Linked DNA regions of Mus musculus: region 1 is linked to region 2. The links are chromatin loops, found by intact Hi-C in ENCODE. Cell type or tissue: left cerebral cortex. All regions are shown on one strand. Region 1 overlaps Itga10 (integrin, alpha 10). Region 2 overlaps Polr3gl (polymerase (RNA) III (DNA directed) polypeptide G like).

Region 1 (5,000 bases), 83 kb before region 2:
AAGCGCCAGCCTGCGCCACCCAGAGAAGCACACTTTGTGAGGACTAATGGAAAAGAGCCTGAGCTGTTGGAGCCCATTCCATAAGAATTCATGGCCTAATGGACACAAAGAAATAAAATACCAGCACCAGGGAAAAAATATTTTTGTAATTATGGTTACTATTTACTAAGTATTTGCTACATGGTTGCCTTACCTGGATGGTCTCATTTAGTCCTCTAAACATGAGAAGGCTGGGGCAGATGTTAAATCTGACTCAGGTCACGTACGTTTGAAACTGCATGGCCTACATGCCCAAATCCTATCCTATCCTATCCTATCCTATCCTAAACTATACTACTGTGCTATAAGTTCTCTCTCTCTCTCATCTCACCTACCTCTATCTATCTATCTATCTATCTATCTATCTATCTATCTATCTCTGTTGTTTCTAAGACAGGACTTCCTTTTTTTTTTTTTTTTTTTTTTTTAAAGATTTATTTATTCATTATATGTAAGTACATTGTAGCTGTCTTTAGACACTCCAGAAGAGGGAGTCAGATCTCTTTATGGATGGTTGTGAGCCACCATGTGGTTGCTGGGATTTGAACTCCGGACCTTCAGAAGAGCAGTCGGGTGCTCTTACCCACTGAGCCATCTCGCCAGCCCCAAGACAGGACTTCTTTGTGTAGCCCTGGCTGTTCTAGAACTCTCTCTGTAGATAAGGCTGGCCTCAAACTCAGAGATCCATCTGCCTCTGCCTCCAAGTAATGGGATTAAAGGTGTCCACCGCCGCCACCACCACCACCACCAAGCCAGAATTTCTTGGTGTTATCTGAACCTCCAAGAAATTATGAACTGTTCAAGATGATATGGCAACAAATGAAAGGCACAGACTTCAATCCAGGTCTGTGTGTTTTTCTCAGGAAACTTTAAACGGTCCCGGAAGCTGGTGAGGATTGTGGGATGATGGAGCAGATCTCCTGGGAAAGAAGAGTCACAGAAAACATTCACAATAATTGTAAAAGTAATGTTTATTCACCTGCTGTAATTGTTGTCTTGAAGGCTTACTTCTGAACAAGCTCACCCTTTAACCCTTTCTAGCACTTTCTGAACTCTGGCTGGCTGGGTCAGCTCAGCTGTTCTGGCTCAAACCCCTCTCCAAGCTGACTGATTCAATCGGACTTCTCTTTTTGGTTTTTCTTTTTTTGGTTTTTTGAGACAGGGTTTCTCTGTGTAGCCCTGGCTGTCCTGGAACTCACTTTGTAGACCAGGCTGGCCTCGAACTCAGAAATCTGCCTGCCTCTGCCTCCCGAGTGCTGGGATTAAAGGCGTGCACCACCACGCCCGGCTTTAATCGGACTTCTCTTAGCTTCTCAATGAATTTCTCTACTTGGCCTCAAACTAACTCTAGCAATCTAATCTTCTGGTTCCTTCTCATTCTTTGGCCTGTTCTGTCTTCACCAATGCCTACTACCGTGTTCTCTTTGCAACCTGTCCCTGTAAAACTGTTCCTTAAAAAACCACCTCTGGCCGGGTGGTGGTGGTGCATGCCTTTAATCCCAGCACTTGGGAGGCAGAGGCAGGTGGATTTCTGAGTTCCAGGCCAGCCTGGTCTACAGAGTGAGTTCCAGGACAGCCAGGGCTATACAGAGAAACCCTGTCTTGAAAAAAAACCAACCAACCAACCAACCAAACAAACAAACAACCAAAAACCACCTCTGAATTCTACAAACTGACCTGCCTCTCAACTCACTGGATTCCCAATTCAAATGAACTGCACTCACTGACTTGACTAAACAGAACTCAGAGATCTGCATCCTCTGCCTGCCGAGTGCTGGGATTAAAGGTGTGTACCACCATGCCTGGATCTTAACTTTTCTTTACCTGGGACTTACTCTATACTAGACTAGCCTTGAACTTAGAGACCTGCTTGCCTCTGTCTCCTGGGAGTAAGGCATGTCAGTATTCCATCCAGATCACAGGGATCTAGAAGGTCTTTGGATGCGATCCTTTTCAGGGCAGCCATGTTGCTGTATTAAAATGCTGCAAACACTATCCATGGGCACTCTATATCCCAGGAAACTCAAACAGAGCCAGAAGTCATTTGATAACTGGATTTTATTTGTTCTGACCATTTGCTCACCATGACAGTCCCCAGGAGGGACTCTCTGCAGAAGACCAGAGACACCAAAATAAACATTGCAAGCAGACTCAGAACAGCCTGGGAAGACCGGTTCTCTGGCTGCTGGTCAACTGCTCAATCAGATTTCCTCTCATCACAGTCTAAGAGGGCCTCTGTCAGAGCTAAACTATGGAGATCAGAAACTGTCTTTGCTGTTCAAAAGTCTTAATTACAATAAACAACGAGTTTCCCCGTTACTATGAGAATTACACTTACCCATGAACCAAAACATAGGACAAAAGGGAGAGGGTTTAGTCAACACGCAATTTCCAGAAAAGGTGATCAAGAAAGGGCTGAAAAACTCACTGCAGCAGAGACACCTACAGCACATGACAGGAGTCTCAGAATGGTCTTCCCAGGCTATCACCGCTATAGCGCCAACACTGGGCAAGAAGGTGCTTACTCTCCAGACACCTGATGCCAACCATGTAGGCTTCCTCCCAGATGCAGATTCCCGCTTGTTTGGATCTATCTCAGGGGGCTGTTGTTACCCAAACCTGGTGCGGTGAAAGGGCTTCTTCCTGCCACCGTGAAGCTTTCAGTTACGAAAGCCCCGAAGAGTAAATGGAGAAAATTGTCACCAAGCTCCCCTGCTATCCCAGCTTGAACCACTTGGGGGCCTCTGGCTCCGGAAATTTTAGCATCAAGTCCTGGCCTTGCTCCCAGAGAAGGATGAGGGTTGGGATGCCTCAGCCCGGAGAGCCTGGGGGCAGCTGGGTTTCCCTAGCACCTGAGGGCGGAGTACTGTGAAGTCTCAGGTTTCAGCCGGCTGGCAGTTGCCGGTCTGAAGGATTCTCTGTGCCCTGGAATTGTACAGAATGTCTCTTGTGGCTTTTTCTCCTCCCTCCTTTTTTCCTGTTGACTCTCCCCACCCAGATCTATGAATCACAGGACTCCACGGGAAAGCAGCAGATGTTGACTTTTACTTCTTTTAAGCCAACGTCAGCTCTCTCCTGTGGAGTGGGGAGCAGGCAGGAAGGTGAGAGAGTGTGTACGCGTGTGCGGGGGGGGGGGGGGGGGGGCGGGGCGGAGGATAACCTTCTTTTTGGAATTGAGAGGGGGACAAAGGGAATCTGCAAGGAGAGTCGGGAGCAAAATCATTTGACTCCTGGTAATGGGGAAGATAGGGTCCAAAACAAAGAACCTGTGCTAGCTGTGGAAGCCGTCGGGAAGGGGGACGCACAGGGTGAGGATATTATGTGTTTTGGTGCCAGCCCTTCTCAGCTAAGGCAAAGCTTCATCTCTTGCCAGAAGCATCGCCATGGCTCAAAAGTCAAGTCAGGCTGCAGGCCTGGAGACACATGCTGGCAGCATCTTTTCCCCTTTGAGCCTCCAAGCCTCCTTTGGATACAGAGTCTCTTGAAAAGGCTGCCAAAGTGGGCTTCTGAGCCTCCTGCAGTCAGTCAGTCACTGCTCCAACTTCTCCTCACTTTCTTCTTCTTTGGGGATTTTCTTACGGGTAAAGAAGCCAAGCTATAGAGGAAAAGATACCAGTCATTGCCAGATGTCCCGGCTGGGGGCCTTGCCAATAGCCCTCGCTTATCTGAGGTCTTCGCTTCTGTTCTGTTTCCAAAAATGAGATTCAGATTTATTTTATTTGGCTTAGGTTGATTCAACCATCATTTGTGGGACAGAGTCAAGGAGAGCTGAACATGGCAGCCCCCTAGCCCCATCCTAACTAACACAGAGCCTGTCCTTTCTTTCCAACAGAATAAGATGCTGGCCTTACCTTCCACAGGCAGAAGACAAGGAGAGCAAGCAGGAGCAGCCCCCCCAGGACACTGCCAACGAGGATCCACAGGGAGATGAGGGTCGGGTGGGTCTGAATCACCTCCAAGTGACTCTGCATAGCAAGGAGAGTTTGTTTTGTCTTTTCTTGCTTGGCTTTTGAGGTGGCTTTTTGTGGCTTGGTTTGTTTGCTTGTGTTTGAGGCATTTTTATTTCATGTCCCAGGCCAGCCTTCAGCTCATGGCAAGCCTCCTCTCTCAGCTCCCCAGTACTTGAATTACAGGCAGGCATCACCACCCCTGACCTGTGTTTTATGTCTGCCCTTTAACTCAGCCTCAGTCAACATTATAACAAAGCCAGCCCTAAATAGAGTAAAAAATAAATAAATAAAGCAAAAAACCAAAACTTCTTCCTACTTAAAAACACTGAAGCAAGAAGCAAGACTCATGGAACCGCCACTTCTGACTGTTGGACCCCTGCCTGGTGGACTGTCGAGTGGATATAATTTTGCTCTGAAAAATCCCATTGTTGGGTAGGAGAGATGGCGCCATGGCTAAAAGCACTTGTTGCTCTTGCAAAAAGGTTGCAGGTTTGGTTCCCAGCACCCATATGGTGACTCAAAATCATCTTAGTTCCGGGGGATCCAGAACTAAGAGGTTCTGACCTCTACTCACGGCTCACTTGCTTGCAGGTAATACACATAGATTTTAAAAGCTAAGTTGAAAAATAAGAGGGAGAGAAGGGCCATCCTTTTCCCAACCCATTGCCACTCTTCCCAGCTCCACCCTACCTCACTCGAGCGGGAGGCTTCATTCAGTAGTAGGACACTGCCCTCCTCAGTTCCTAACTTGAAGGTGCTGACCACTGTCACAGACTTGAACTTGGCCTGTGGAATGAGCAGTTAGGAAACCATTTAAACTGAGCCATCATCTGGTAGTATAGAACCCCAAGAGCAAGGCTGAAGTTCCGTGGGCACAGTTACCAGGGCCCCGAAGACCATAAGATGCTGTTGGAAATGGATGGGGAAAGAGGAAGGGAAACTGTCGGGAGGGATGGTTTTGTGCACTGTGTATTCAGAAGCTGGTGACTGTGCCCAGAGATCTGGTTGCAG
Region 2 (5,000 bases):
TGTGAGTGATGGGAGTCAGAGTCGTGTCATCTGGAAGAGCAGTACCCCACCACTGAGACATCTCTCTAGCTGAATTGTTTTAGTACTTTAAAATATTATTTACTTTTACTTATTTGTATGTGTACCACTTATGTAAATGTGCATGGAGGCTGTGGCAGGCGTGGATTCTCCGGGAAGTAGAGTCACAGGCAGTGGGAACCACCTGATGTGAGCAGAGGAACCAGACCCAGGTCCTCTGCAAGAGCATGGGATACTTTTAACCACAGAGCCATCTCTCATGTTTTAAAACATATTTTAAAAGTGTGTGCATGTGAGTGCAGATGTCCATGGAGGCGAAATAAGGGTGTTAGATTCCCTGGAGCTGGGTTTACAGACGGTGTGAGACACCAGACACAAGTACTGGAACAAAACTCCATTCCTCTTCGAAAGCAATGCACATCTTAACCACTGAACAGTCTCTCCAGCTTTGTTTATCTTGAGACATGATCTTGCTATTTATCCCTCAGTGGCCTGGAACTCTATGTAGACCAGGCTAGCCTCAAACTGATAATCCTCTCGTCAAGTACAGGGCTCGGATTACAGGTTTGTGGTATCACTCCTAACTTAATGTTTTATTTATTTTTTAATTAATTAAGTAGTTATATTTTGTATTTATTTTGCTTGGTTTTTTTTTTTTTTTTTTTTTTTTTTTGAGACAGGTTTCTCTGCATAACCTTGGCTGTCCCAAAACTCATTCTGTAGACCAGGCTGGCCTCAAACTCAAAGTAATGCCTTCCTTTGCCTCTCAAGTGCTGAAACTAAAGGTGTGTCCCTCCACTGCCTGGCACATCAAATTTCTAACTGTCACAGAAAAAGGGATTGGAATGTAGCCCAAAGTAGAGTACTTGCCTAGCATGAGAAAAGCCCTGGGTTTGAACCGGGGCACAGAGGAAAACGTCACCTCCCATAGAACATCACATGATGTGCTGTGCGGCTTCTTGGCGTCATATCTCTTCTAGTACACTTCTTTATCTCTCTGTTTTTGTCTTTATTAGGTTTTTCTCACTGGATCTCTGCATATCCAGGCCCCCTCCACCATGGCCAGCCGGGGTGGGGGCCGGGGTCGTGGCCGGGGCCAGTTGACCTTCAACATGGAGGCTGTGGGCATTGGGAAGGGTGATGCTTTGCCCCCACCCACTCTCCAGCCCTCTCCACTCTTTCCTGTGAGTGTCTCCCTTCCCTTCCCAAGCCTCCCATGTGAGCCCCCACTGAGCCATATGAGCACAGAATCCTCCTGGCCCATCTCGAGCCATCTGCACCTTGATTCCGTCTATAGTCGCACCTGCCCCACGGGCGGTGTTTTCCCGGCAAGGAAGTGTTTATCTTCACTCTTCATACCGTCCACTCTCCAGCTCTCAGAATGCCCTCCTCCATCTTCTGGCCTTCCCAATCTTACTGAGAACACTGGATTTTACTTGGGGGAAAGGCCTTTTAAGGTTTTATTGCAGCGCTCCAGACTAACCACTGTACCCCTCAGCCCTTGGAGTTCCACCCAGTGCCTCTGCCGGCAGGAGAGGAGGGGGAGTATGTCCTGGCACTGAAGCAAGAGCTGCGCGGGGCCATGAGGCAGCTCCCCTACTTCATCCGGCCAGCCGTCCCCAAGAGAGGTCAGTAGAAAGCTAGCATAAGGATTCGGGCCTCCTTCTGTGGGCAGTGCCCATGCTAGCACGCTCAGGGCCAGAGAGGCTTAGAAGTTTCCTGTCTAATGGAAAGAGCATTAAATGTCCCTCTGTGTCTGAAATGTATCACCTTACTCGAGATTTTAATTGAACCTCAATCTTGGGGCTGGTGGGACATTAAAGCATCAGCATCTTAGTTCAAATAGGGGGGGTACAAATGAATTTCCAATTCATTAACTGGAGAGACCTTGATGCTGGGCCTCTGAGCACCCCACCTGTGCAAAGCTTTCACCTAGCGAGAGCAGGAGACTGGAGACGGCGGGCGGGGCTGCTGGCAGGCTTGGGAGAATGGTTACTTGCCCTCGGTGAGAAGTATTGACAGTTGATGCTTTTCTACTGAGCCCCTGGGAGCTGAGGGCTCAACACTGGAAGAAGACTTACCAAGCTAACCAGTTAGTGAGAGGGAGACAGAAGACTGAACCCTGGTTTTTATCCCAGGGTGTCCTGTCCAGTGAAGCTCACTGCTTCTCAGAAGAGGATTCTGGGCAAAGATAAGAATAGCAACAAGGCAGGCTGAAGGAGAGGCAAGGCTGACCCCAACTGACAGCTCTGGGCTCTGGGCTTAGAGTAAGGAGATTGATAGATAAGAGGGGCAGACCCTTAGGACAGATGTTCTAAGGTTAAAACTCTAACTCACGGGCTCTACCCCCCCCCCACCCGCCCCCCAGATGTGGAACGTTACTCAGACAAGTATCAGATGTCTGGGCCTATTGACAACGCCATCGATTGGAACCCTGGTAAGTGACTGGCCCCTCCTCTCCGAATGCCCTCCTTTCAGATTCTTTAGGTACCTCAAACTGTCACCTTCCTTTCCTGTACATCTAAATCTAGAGTCTTAGATGTGCTCTGCAACACTCTCGCGTTCTACGTGGAAACCCTATTTGTAACAACAGTGCCCACCTCTCCAGAAGCGTCAAACCTACAATTTTATTCTGAAAAATCTTCAAACCAACCCCCATTCCGTCCTTCCTTTTAAACACTCCCCTCCCCCTTAGCGCCAGCCATCACTCCCAGAAGCCTCCAGCCGGCCAGGGTCCTGCTGATTTTCACTCCCACTCTTCCCAGATTGGCGGCGACTCCCCAGTGAGCTCAAGATTCGAGTGCGGAAAGTACAGAAGGAGCGTGAGTGGATCTGCAGGAGGATGAGGGCTTGTCAGCCGGTGCCACGGGGACCACAGGAGGGCAGCAGACCGCCACATTTTGCTGCCGGAGACCACACGAGGGCAGCAGAGTGCCGTGTTTGCTGCAAGAGGGTGGAGTAGGCTCAGCTAGGATGGAGGGAGAGATGGCTCAGCTGATAAGAGATGCCAGCCACCAATCCACAGGACCCACTGTTGGAAGGAAGAACTCATTCTAACTTCCGCGTGTGTGTCACACACACACGTACACACACACACAGACACACACACACCCCAAATTTAAAACCCCGAAAGAAAGCTAGTAGATGTACTAAGGCCTCTCACTTTTTGATCCTCCAAACAGGGACCACCATTATCCTTCCCAAGAGGCCCCCTAAGAGCACAGACGATAAGGAGGAGACGATACAGAAACTAGAGGTGAGGAGGAAGTGCGATAGACAGCTGGCCTCCCGGTCCCTTGGAGCCCCAGCTCTCCCTGCATTCTGTGAGTGAGTTTCTCTTCCTATTCATCCTCACATGAGACGCTAGAGAAGAAGGAGGAGGAAGTGACTTCGGAGGAGGATGAAGAGAAAGAAGAAGAGGAGGAGAAGGAAGAGGGGGAGGAAGAGGAATACGATGAAGAGGAGCATGAGGAGGTGAGGGGGCTTTGCTCCTCCCCACCCCACCCCTCCTTTCTCCCTTACAAGTTGTAGGCTCACAACTCTTTTTTTTTTTTTCTTTTCAAGATTTCTTGTTGTTGTTTTATTTTTGGTTTTGGTTTTGAGACAGGGTCTCCATTATGCAAGCCAGGCTGGCCAGGAACTCCCCAGAAGCCCCCCTGCTTCTATTTCCTGCTGTTGGGGTTACATATGAGTCTGCCTCCAGACTTAGCATACAAGACTCTGTATGATTGCATACCAAGCGTGTTCTGGTGCCTGAGGAGGCCTGAAGAGGGTCTCCAAACCCCTGAAGCTGGGCGTTACAAGCAGGTGTGAGCTGCCCAAGTTATCTGAACTCCGAAAGAGCAACAAAGGCCTTTAACATCCAAGCCATCTTTTATTACATGTGTGCATGAGTGTGTGTGTGTGTGTGTGTGTGTGAAATGTGTGGAGGTCAGAAGACAACTTGCAAGAGTTGGCTCTCTCTTTTCCCGTGTGGGGTCTGGTTATTGACCACAGGTCCTCTGGCTTAACAACAAAGGCCTTTTGTACTGAGCCATCTCACTAACCCTGGGCTCTCAACCCTTACACGGGAGACATTCTCAGAGAGTTGCAGTGCCACCAAAAGCCTTTCTCCAGTTCATCTATCCCTGACCTATCCTCAAAACACGGAACATGGCGGGTGATATGGCTCAGAGGGCAAAGGGGCTTGCTACCAAGCCTGATGACCTGAGTGCAGTCCCCAGAACCCACAGAGTGGAAGGACTGACCCCTGCAAGTTGTCCCCTGACTTCCACATGTGCACCAGGGCACACTTGGACACACACATATAACATACATATACAGGCAAACAAATACTTTAACTTGTATAACATGGAGCAGGAGTGACGACTCTTGGTTAAGAGCGCATGCTGCTCTTCCATAGGACTCGAGCTCCACTCTCAGCATCCACATGGTGGCTCACAACAACCGGTGACTCCAGTTCCCGGGCATCTGACGCCATTGTCTGGCCTCCGAGGGTTCTAGCACGAAAGCAGTATACACATACATGCAGTCAAAGCACCTATACGCATGAAAAGGAATGAATGTAACAGCAGGTAGAGGTGTCCCAGACCTGGAAAGGTGTGTGTGAGAAGAAAGAGCCTGGAGACAAAGAGAAGAAAACTCTGACATCACCCCTGATCTTTGCTTCTTTTTACATTTCAGGAAACTGATTACATCATGTCATATTTTGACAATGGAGAGGACTTTGGAGGGGACAGCGATGACAATATGGATGAGGCCATATACTGAAAAACCTGGGCATAGACTGAAAACCTGGGCCATAGACTGAAAACCTGGGCCCATATATCATTCTTGATTTGAGATACAGGAACTAAATATCCCTATGTACTTAGGGGTTTTCCTATTTTTGTTATTTGTTTTGTTTTGTTTTGGTTGGTTGGCTTGGTTTGTTTTTTCCAGACAGGTTTCTCTGTGTAGCCCTGGCTGTCCTGGAACTCACT

The links. A loop is a pair of places that touch in the nucleus more often than their neighbours do. Peaks named below come from ENCODE experiments on the same cell type or tissue, not always from the same donor. Only the 100,000 strongest peaks of a DNase experiment are listed, where the experiment ranks them.
Region 1: it touches region 2 in a loop (8-fold over the local background); 1 of 42 quality-filtered maps calls a loop at or near these places.

The regions. Positions count from the first base shown.
Region 1 is chr3:96,661,599-96,666,598 of GRCm38, reverse strand. It overlaps Itga10 (integrin, alpha 10), which reads right to left. Exons shown (of 30, transcript NM_001302471.1): 28 at 4,680-4,775; 29 at 3,891-4,004; 30 at 2,080-3,634. The coding sequence ends at 3,569. It also overlaps the pseudogene Rpl21-ps11. Among named protein-coding and RNA genes, the nearest start is that of Ankrd35, 6.0 kb to the left of the region's middle. In left cerebral cortex, a CTCF peak has its summit at 2,766; DNase peaks (open chromatin) are centred at 2,852 and 3,563; H3K4me3 peaks cover 686 bases; H3K27ac peaks cover 966 bases.
Region 2 is chr3:96,578,290-96,583,289 of GRCm38, reverse strand. Polr3gl (polymerase (RNA) III (DNA directed) polypeptide G like) reads left to right here. Exons shown (of 8, transcript NM_027241.4): 2 at 1,035-1,202; 3 at 1,517-1,646; 4 at 2,387-2,455; 5 at 2,784-2,840; 6 at 3,201-3,274; 7 at 3,379-3,492; 8 at 4,702-5,000. The coding sequence starts at 1,077. The coding sequence ends at 4,788. Among named protein-coding and RNA genes, the nearest start is that of Polr3gl, 13 kb to the left of the region's middle. In left cerebral cortex, a CTCF peak has its summit at 2,908 (motif pointing right); DNase peaks (open chromatin) are centred at 2,913 and 4,355; H3K4me3 peaks cover 943 bases; H3K27ac peaks cover 2,051 bases.